2 separate regions of the Homo sapiens genome follow, and region 1 is linked to region 2. A link is a loop called in an ENCODE intact Hi-C map of the cell type or tissue named here. Cell type or tissue: GM12878. All regions are shown on one strand.

Region 1 (5,000 bases), 90 kb after region 2:
AGGGCAGCAAACAGAAAGGACTCAGAAAAAAACAGGATATTATAGCATCCTGCTGAAAGAGAAAACGAAGCCATTTCCAGTTTGATAAGGTAAGAGAAAAGACATTTTTCCAGGGCACATTGAATTGAAGCAAAAATTCCTAAAATAAAAAGAAAGCAAAGCAGTTCCCACACAAAGTAATATAAATGACCTAATATATATTAAAAAAAGTCATCCCAGGGTGAACCAGGAAAGGGTAAGCCCAAGATGATCTAAAGAAACTAAAAAATACAATAGAGAAACTGTGAAAACTTCCAGTGAAACTTGATGGCTTGAAAACATGTATTTATCTCTCCCCCTTACCAATTCATACTAAAACAATACTAAAATTAAAACCCATAAGGGCAATCAAAATGAGTAAAGAGAACACTAGAGACGAGATAGAAATAAAAATGTAAAGACAGGACACAAATGGTTGAGAAGTCACATTGCCTAGGATGAGTGGGGAAAAAAAAAAAAAAAAAAAAAAAAAAACCTTGATACCTACATGATCCAAGGCATAAGCCAGTAAGAAATAAGTCAATTCATACTTCAGAATCCCAAAAATACTCACAAACTGGAAGCTGAAGTTCAAGTTGGGGCTACAAATGATATGATTAGTTGGAGTGAATTTAAGGTGGAGGTCTTTGCCCCAGTCTCCCTCGGCCAGCCCCCTATCCCTTCCTAGTCCCGCCAGAGATTTATTCTCTGAAGAGGTTGAATCAGAGAATTCAACTGGGGCTTGGATACCAGGCAGAGTGGATATCAGATTGAAGAGTCATACCGAATGAAAAAAAAAAAAATCATGAGAAAGTTGGCATAGAGAACTGAAGGGTCCTCAGTCCCTTCTTGATCATCTCAGAATAGTGACAGCTAGGTTTATATGTCCTAAAAAAAATAAATTGGGTAAGTCCATTTTGTGAGAAACACCCAGTAACAAAAACAAGATCAAGAGACAGCGACATTTGAGAGTACTTAAATAAAACGACTAGGTCTTCACCAAGAGTCCCTATGCTGAAGCCAACCAACTGACAAGCCACCCAGGCACAGAGCTTCCAATCAACTTCTGAGTACATTACTCATAACATAAACTGACAGCCAACAGTTTCTCTCCAAGAGGCATGACATAGACCCACCAAAAATCTCAACAGGTAAGGCAGAGACCAAAACAAATAAACAGAAACAAGAAACTCAAAGGAAATCCAGAAATAATTCAGAGAATATGTAAAAGGAAAAAAAATTCCCCAAGCTACATTTTGTATCCTCAGAAACATATGAAGTGATATGTTATTCATTGAAATAGAACAGGATACTTTTTAAAAGAGCATTCAAAGAATAAGAAAGAGTTCATGGAAATAAATATTAGTATAATTAAAAATCCAATTGAAGGGTTAAAAATTAAAAGTTAAAAAAACCCAGAAGGTAGGAAAAAAAAGATTTAAAATAATAGGGAAAAGAAAAGGTAACTAGAAGATCAATCCAATAATGCCAACATCCAACTAATAAAAATGTTATCGTAAAAGAGAAGATTACAAAAAATTAAATAAACATATAAGAAAATTTTTGAAACTGAAAGAAATTAACTCAAAAATTGAAAACACCCATTGATACCAAGAAAAAGGATGACACCAGGGATGAAAAGAAAGTCCTAGAAAGTTCCACAAACAAAAAAGCAGATAAAGGATGAACTGGGAAACCAGAATAGTCTAGGGATTTCAATACAATCTAGGCACCTAGAAAACAATAAAACAAGGTATTCAAAAGTCTAAGAAAAAATTATTTTCTAAACTAAAATCACATACTTGGCCAGATTATTAATCAAGTAATCAACGACAGATAAAATCATAGTCATATGACAAACCCCCCATCACCCTTTCTCAAGAAGCTACTGCGAGGATGTACTTTAAAACAATGAAATAAACCAAGAACAAGAAAGACATGTAACCCAGAGAATGGGTATTTAACATTAAAAAAGGAGGAAAAAATTCTCAGAAAAGGACGCCTTATGACTATAGGATTAGAGGTTAACCAATCTATATTAAATTAGGACTATGAAGAACTGCCAGGGCAATCTCAGTGGGGGAGAAAAACTGATAGATTATCTGATTTGTTTTGGAGGCATTTTACAGTTTTGTCATATAGTTGCAGGCCTCAAATTGTGTTTAAAATTATCTTAATTTGAATGAAGGAAAAGTAGACAATGACAACTAAGAAAATGAAGAAGTTGTGCAAGGAAGGAAATTTATTCATAGCATACTTGTGGTTTCCCTGACCAAAATTTACATTATCATACAATTGTAAATAATGTATATTAATTTAAGCCAAAAAGTAGGAAAAAATGTATTTGAGAATAGAAATATAACAGAGAATATTCTCTCTTGGTGTGTTCCTTTCTAACTTGTAAATCACTAGTTATATCTAAAGTCTGTTTCCCTCTAACACTTCTTTCTGGACATTCTCTTCTTTCCTTTGGTCCTACTGAATCTACCCTACACAGATTTCTACTCCAGCATTTTCCATTCAGTACAGGGCTTTGTCCTGGAAAAGAACTTCAACTTGTCACTTTACAGAGTCACATGAGAAAGACTGGTGGAGTACCCCCCCAAAAAAAACTGGATTAACGCAAGTGAACAAATTTTGATATTTATTCTGCAATGAAATTCCTTGTGAATTTGCTAATTTCAAAACTATCCTTACTGCCTACACAGTAAAGTTCAATAACCTCTCCAAGGGTTTGAAATACAAAAGACTTTTAATTATAAATTCCTCTAACTAGAAACAATTAAGGGGGAAAAATGATTTTTCCAAAAATAAGTTGAATCATTTCATTCATTTGCTTGCTTAGTGCTTATAAATAAGGAGTCCATATATAGTTTGCTCTCTCTCTTCCAAAACATTCAACCACCCTGGGAGAGAATGCATAATAAGGCACTGATAAAGTTTCCTGCTGTCTTCCAGCACCGCATGCTATCATAAGAAGGCTATTCCTTCTGTTTACCCAGTGATAAACAAAAAGACTGCACTTACCGAGCTGGGGCTGGAGTGCCGCCTAACTTTAGGTGACTCTTTGCCAGTGGAGGAGGTCTTAAAGTTAATGCAAGCATTGTTCTCAGAATGCACCCTCTTTACTTGATTAGCTGGTTTCTCAAATGGGTCAAAAGTGCTCTGTGTCCTCTGAACTCTGACTTTTTTATCCTCAGGAATTGTGTCCAGGGGTTTGATCACTGAGTCCATTCCCTGGCAGTTCCGTGTAGACATCTTTGTGACACATATCTGAGAAAAGAAGAAATTAAATTCAGAACTCTTCACTGCAACTTTAATATCACTAAACATGCCAATATATAACTCTAGAAAGCATGCCAATTTCAGTTTCAGGAAATACCCAAAAAGCCCACATTCTAAAAGCTGCATCAGCATAAATTACAGTACAAAAAAATCCTCACAATCATTGTGTTTACACTTAGATCTCACACTAGAGCTTACACTAAAAAATCTACCTCTAAAATGAGAAACTTAAGGCCCAGGCTGCTAGTAGTACCCTAACATGATTCTTGAACTCTGTCACACGTTTTACCATCTGACTGGAAGTGGTTTATTTCTGAATCATTAAGAGGTTGGGTAACTAGCCTTAATTTAAAAAACAAAAAATAGGCAAATCAGATGGACATTAACTGATGGGTCATCGTGTAAGCAGCTAACCTAGGCTAGAGAAGGAAAGGGCATTATGTTGTTTAAAAGTTTTATGCATGAATATGTATGCTTAAAATCTGTCCCCATCTTGATTTCATCTCCAAATTGGAATGAATGGAGCTAATGGTTAGAGATACTGAAGAACTGAGGACAATGGTGGGGGTTTCCTTTATTTCAAAGCTAATGGATAAAAAGAAATAACATTGTAAAAGAAAAACACCAAAAAGCATTCATTTCAAAATTTGGTTTACATTATTCCACTAGACCTCCACCTCCTTCCCTTCTTCTTCCTTCTTCACCCATTCTCTTCTCACCCAGCCTTCCCCACCCTCTCATTTTATTTCAGTCTCTGTGATTTTTGCTCCTTGCTTTTTACTTTAGTTCTAAGCCTGTCATTCTCCCGATACTCTGGAGACTTTGTTGTCTTTATTCAATAATTTGATGGCCTCTGGCTTGTCTGTAAAGCTAACTAATTTAATTGTTCTCTCTAAAGAAAATATAACTCTAAATAAAATTGTTTTTAGAATGCTTTTCTTCTTATAAAAAGTTCCCACATCCCTATATGCTATCAAAAGCAGAAAAACCGAAGATATTTATGAAAAGCCCACACTGTTAAGGTAAAAATACGAAGTTTTTGAATACACACTTTGGGTCCGTGGTTGGTTGAGTATGTGCATACAGAACCCACAGATACACAGAGCTAATATGTATAGAATGACTCCATGTGGGGTATAAATGCGGCTATGTATATGGATAGATATAGACAGATACAGATATAAATACAGACACAGATGCATAGATATAGATATTTGTGAGTGTATGAGCATGGTGAAAAGTATACAGGAAAACACACCACCAAACTATTAACATCAGATATCTCCAGACATGTGGAATTGAACGGGCAAGATTAGCAATTTTTGGTACACTCTTGTGTGAATTTTATAATAAATATTCCAACATATGTAATGTTTTAAAAACCACTAAAGTAGAAAAGCATGTATAATTAAAATAAGCCATTTCAAGTTTTTGAAACAAAAAGTTTTTAATCATTAAACATCAACCCTATGAGTATGTCTCAACTACTAAGCACAGGCTGAATTCTAACTAAGTCAAATGAGAAAAATATTATCATACTTTTTAGCATGTGAGAAAACAGCTGAAGATATTTTTAAAAGACTCAAGGCAGAGTCCTCTAGTCATGATCAAAAAGTAAAAATGAATTACAAGTATGTTGGAGCATGCAATATTTTTAAGGGTTTTTGTGCTCTTCTTAAGGACATGAAGGCAGTAAA
Region 2 (5,000 bases):
CTGTTGCCCATCCAGAGAAAAGGAAATGTTAAGTATTGCAAATCCTCTTCTTCCTACTGGAGGAAGGCTAACATTTCTCACAAAACTGAAAGCTATCAAAAAACTGGTTTTCTACATTAATATATGCATTTTACATGATTTAAAATCTTCAAGTAATGTCTTCTCTCTTTTCTTTAAAGACTACAAATTGCTTAGGGTCATTCCATGAACTCAACCAGGCCTACAGTAATTAAAAAGAACACAATTTTCTACATGTTTCTTTCCATGAAATTTAAAAAAAAAAAAACTCCAAAGGGAAATGTAAAACACAAATTGCAGTTAGTAAACATGAGTTATCTAAAATAGGCATTTCATTTGCAGAAATGTGTCAATGTGTATATTTATGTGCATGTAAACAGAAAGGAACTGTAACCTGGAAATACTAGCATTAAAGAACACTTGCTAGATACCTTCTGGATCACATATGCATAACAAATCATTTCAGTTACTTCCTTGTAAACAAAGAAAAATAAATATTCTTCATTTAAAAAGTCTAGAGGTTTGAAAATCTCAGTTCTTGACTGTCATCTCAAATCTGCTTTTGCATTATACTTCATCTCTGAAATAGAAAAGGCCATATATTGCTCTCCAATGACACATGAAGTTTCCAGTAACAACTCCATGCACAGACCAAAACAATATATCACTGTACTTAAAGAATTTGCCTAGATGCTTCATGAAGCCCAAAAGCAACACACGGGTTTATCAAATCACTAAAAAAATGCCCATATATTTCTCTAGTCATATTTTTACTCCAAATACAGCAATATGTATAATATTATGGCAGCAAATAAAAAGTTTCAGTAACAAATTATATATATATACACACACACACACACACACACATATATATACACACACACATAGAGAGAGAGAAAATATTGGTCATTTGCTCTTTGTGGGTTTTAAGATTTTGTTTTACTGAAAACATATCAGATTAATGAATGTGTTACTTAAAGAAGGCAGGACTTCCTATTAAACACACTGCAAATTCAATGCCAGTAATTTTTCCATAACATACATAAATTTCAAAGTTGAGAGGAAATTATTCCTAATAAACCAAATTTACTATTACTCGTTGCTTATTCAGAATATTTTTTACTTCATTTTTAATAGTTTCAGTAAATCTGAAATTATAATAGCATGAGCTTATTGGCCAAGTATTTTCCATAAGCTATTAGTGAGGCAGAAATCTTCTGGGAATATAAGAAGTATCCAGAAGTATAGTTATTCAAGTTGTAACTAAACTGCCAGTGATTCCTCAGTTCTGAAAACATTTAAGCATGCATTTGAAAACAAATTTGTGTGGTTGGCAGTTGAACTTTCATGTTTTCCCATTTTCAGTTTGATTTAGCTCTCCTGATAAGGCAACAACTTAAAAATATTTTTTGCACTAATTTTTCCATCGTGTGATGTAAATAAGTTCCACTATATTAACTGCCCATGAAACAGCAAAATGTTTAATATCTGGTTAATCCATTTTTCCAGGACTTAATTGGTTATGTGTGAATCATTGCCAGACAAGTTTTGATTGTTTTCTAACACATTCACAGTTATGCTAGAGAGGACTGTGTGCATTTGACTAAGAAAGGAAATCTGGAGCAGGAGTTGGGGTAACAGTCTGCAGCTCCTGGCCAATCAACTAGCAAATCACTTCAGGGTTAAGTCTTAACTTCTATAATCCTGCCTCCGGGAAGCAGCACTTCCTAGTGTTAAGAGCTGTGCTTTAAGAGTCAGATGGGCTTAGGTGTGAATCTGTCTGGTAATCAATTCTGTGGGCTTACAGTCTGCTGGTTAGAAAGGGTAGATGGTGGGAGATTGGTTCCCTTACCCACCATGAACCATCCGGAATAATCCAAATGTATTAACATAAAACAGGCAGAGGAGAAGAGCTACTCCAGATCCAAATCAACCTTGGAAGTCCCTGAGAGTAGAAATGTTGAACTGCTTCCTAACGGCTTACAATCTTACAATTTAATCAAAGGCATTTAGAAAGTAACAACAGAGACAACCACTTACTAAGAGACTACTATGCATTTAGAACTTTTAAAAAATATTACACAGGTCATTCTAAATAAGCCAGCTCCACCAATCTGCTGTTCATCACAGAAACTGGATCAATTCTTAAAACAAACAAACAAACAAAAATTCCTACAGAAAAACTAATCTCAGTCTCTATCAAGAAAATTTTATAATCCTAAATAATTTTGTTACACCAAGTTAGCATCATTAAAACTGACCCCTGCTGTTGATTCCTGCCCATTCCAGTCTGAAACTTTAGGACAAAAAGGAAAGAGTGTCAAGCTCACAGATAACAGAACCACCGCCAAGTTCTGGCTTATTATTTTCTTTAATTCTATTTCTTGGGTCCTGTTCAGGTTGCTAGGGTTTTTAAAAGTACGATTATCAATTCGATTCTTACGGGTATACTCAAGGACTTGACTGAAATGGCATGTGTCCAAAATATATAAATGACCCATACTAAAATTTCCCTTAATTCTCTACTTCTACACTTTTCCCACAATGTACTATATGGTACATTTTCCCCACATATGCTATTAATTTTCCTTTTATAAAATTAAAATAGGAATTATTTGATAGTCTTTTGAAGAGTTCCACCACATTCCAAAATGTCAGGAGAAAATATAAAATACAGAGAGATCTGAATGACGTGTTTTTTGGCACTTCACACCAAGATCAGATATAATCTGTGGTGAGAGCTGTATTTTAACTAAGTGATTCACTGCCAGATCTCTGACCATCTTCTCTGCAGTGATGACTCATACGACTTTCACTCCTGATCTTGGTAGTTCAAACTACCTACTCGCTCTAGGACTCACTTGTTCTCTTGTAAAATGGTGGGAACAGATTACATCACCACTAATGCTCTTTTCAGCTTTTATATCCTCAGATTCAGTGATTTACTGGGATAAATGGTTATCACCTCAGTTTCAGTACATACCACATGAATTCAGTCACTTTGGCCCTAAAACTGTTGCCACGTCTGACTTCCCTGTTTCTGTACGTAGTCCTATCAACCTCAAACTCACCCTCGCTGAAGATACTCAAATCTTTCTCAGAATTTACTAATATCCCTGAACTGGACACAATCTTCAATATCTTGTTATATCTCCTCTTTCCCAGGATGACATTTTCTTACAGATCCCTGGGTCTCCTGACCAATCATCCCAAATGCCCTGGCCACATTAATGATCCAGTGTCAATAATTAAATTCATGCCAAAGTAACAAAAGGAATAGTAACAAACAACAAGTATAAAGAAAATAAGTCCTAGAAACTGACACCGCACAGAACAATACCCAGATTATCTTTTTAGTAGAATAACAGTGAACATCTGAGCAGCTCGAGTTTTCATTAGAAAACTTTCAGGAGCAACCCACACACCCTACTAGCAAGATATTTAATTCTCTCTATGCCAGCCAAACTGGTGGTGGTGTTGGTTGATGTGGAGTGGAAGTACTAGTCCTACTCCAGCCAGCTGCCCTGGCAGTTATGTCTTTCTCTGTTCATTTATGTTTATAGGAATTTTATCTACGTTTGAAGGCTCAGCCCAAATCCCATGTCTGCCATGACCACATCAGTGATCTCTAACTCTTTTCATTCAGAAACCACTATGGCCCTTTTTTTAAAAAAATTTTAAGTTCTGGGATACATGTATAGAACATGCAGGTTTGTTACATAGGCATACACGTGCCATGGTGGTTTGCTGCACCTATCAACCCATCTTCTAGGTCTTAAGCCCCGCATGCATTAGGTGTTTGTCCTGATTCTCCCCCTCCCCTTACCCCCCATCCCCGGAAAGGCCCCAGTGTGTGAAGTTACCCTCCCTGTGTCCATGTGTTCTCATTGTTCAACTCCCACTTATGAGTGAGAACATGCAGTGTTTGGTTTTCTGTTTCTGTGTTAGTTTGCTGAGAATGATGGCTTCCAGCTTCATCCATGTCCCTGCAAAAGACATGAACTCATTCTTTTTTATGGCTGCATAGTATTCCATGGTATACATGTGCCACATTTTCTTTATCCAGTCTATCGTTGATGGGCATTTGGATTGGTTCCAAGTCTTTGCTATTGTGAATAATGCCACAATAAACATATGTGTGTATGTGTCTTTATAGTAAAATGATTTATAATCCTTTGGGTATATACCCAGTAATGGGACTGCTGGGTCAAATGTTATTTCCGGTTCTAGGTCCTTGAGGAATTGCCATACTGCATTCCACAATGGTTGAACTAATTTACACTCCACCAATAGTGTAAAAGTGTTCCTATTTCTCCACAGCCTCACCAGCATCTGTTGTTCCCTGACTTTTTAATGATTGCCATTCTAACTGGCATGAGATGATATCTCATAGTGGTTTTGATTTACATTTATATAATGACCAGTGATGATGAGCTTTTTTTCATATGTTTGTTGATATGGCCATTTTCATTACTGCTTAAATTATATTGAAACACAAACTGCACTCTGGTTTAGTTCCATTTTGATGGCAATAGGAAAAGAGTTTGGATATTACTAGTCAGTGCTTGGTTCACACCACAACCCTTAGAACATAAAGCCCTAAGTTGGCAATAGTTTATAATTGAACACAATTGACTGTATCATAAAGTACAATGTAGTAAGTGCTAAAAGGTAAGTGTACACAAATAAAACAACAACAACAAAAATGAACAAAAAGTAAAAAGAAGGAAAAAGATTGTTTCTATGAAAGCCAGAAAGATTTCAGGGAAGAGGCAGCACTAACATGACCTTGAAGGATGCTCAAAGCAGAGCTGAGGAAGACTCAAATTTTAAAAAGGCAAGAGAGTCCTTCTTCTGAGATGTAGCTTCTCTGGCTGCTTCTCCACTATGGAATCATAAAAGTTCAGCTTGTCAGTTGCCATTTACAATCAGCTTCCTGGCTGCATAAGTTACTCAATAAGTTTTGTTTGTTTCTTTTGAGA

Evidence for each region. Hi-C counts contacts between places; a loop is a spot of excess contacts. Peaks named below come from ENCODE experiments on the same cell type or tissue, not always from the same donor. Only the 100,000 strongest peaks of a DNase experiment are listed, where the experiment ranks them.
Region 1: a loop joins it to region 2, with 2.1 times the contacts of the local background. A loop is called at or near these places in 3 of 110 quality-filtered maps.

The regions. Positions count from the first base shown.
Region 1 is chr7:90,724,858-90,729,857 of GRCh38, reverse strand. CDK14 (cyclin dependent kinase 14) reads right to left here. Exons shown (of 15, transcript NM_001287135.2): 3 at 3,046-3,291. Among named protein-coding and RNA genes, the nearest start is that of CDK14, 130 kb to the right of the region's middle. In GM12878, no CTCF peak of the experiment used is centred here; no DNase peak of the experiment used is centred here; H3K4me3 peaks cover 352 bases; H3K27ac peaks cover 1,388 bases.
Region 2 is chr7:90,814,772-90,819,771 of GRCh38, reverse strand. All of the region lies in intron 5 of CDK14 (cyclin dependent kinase 14), which reads right to left. Among named protein-coding and RNA genes, the nearest start is that of CDK14, 220 kb to the right of the region's middle. In GM12878, no CTCF peak of the experiment used is centred here; a DNase peak (open chromatin) is centred at 2,861; H3K27ac peaks cover 1,454 bases.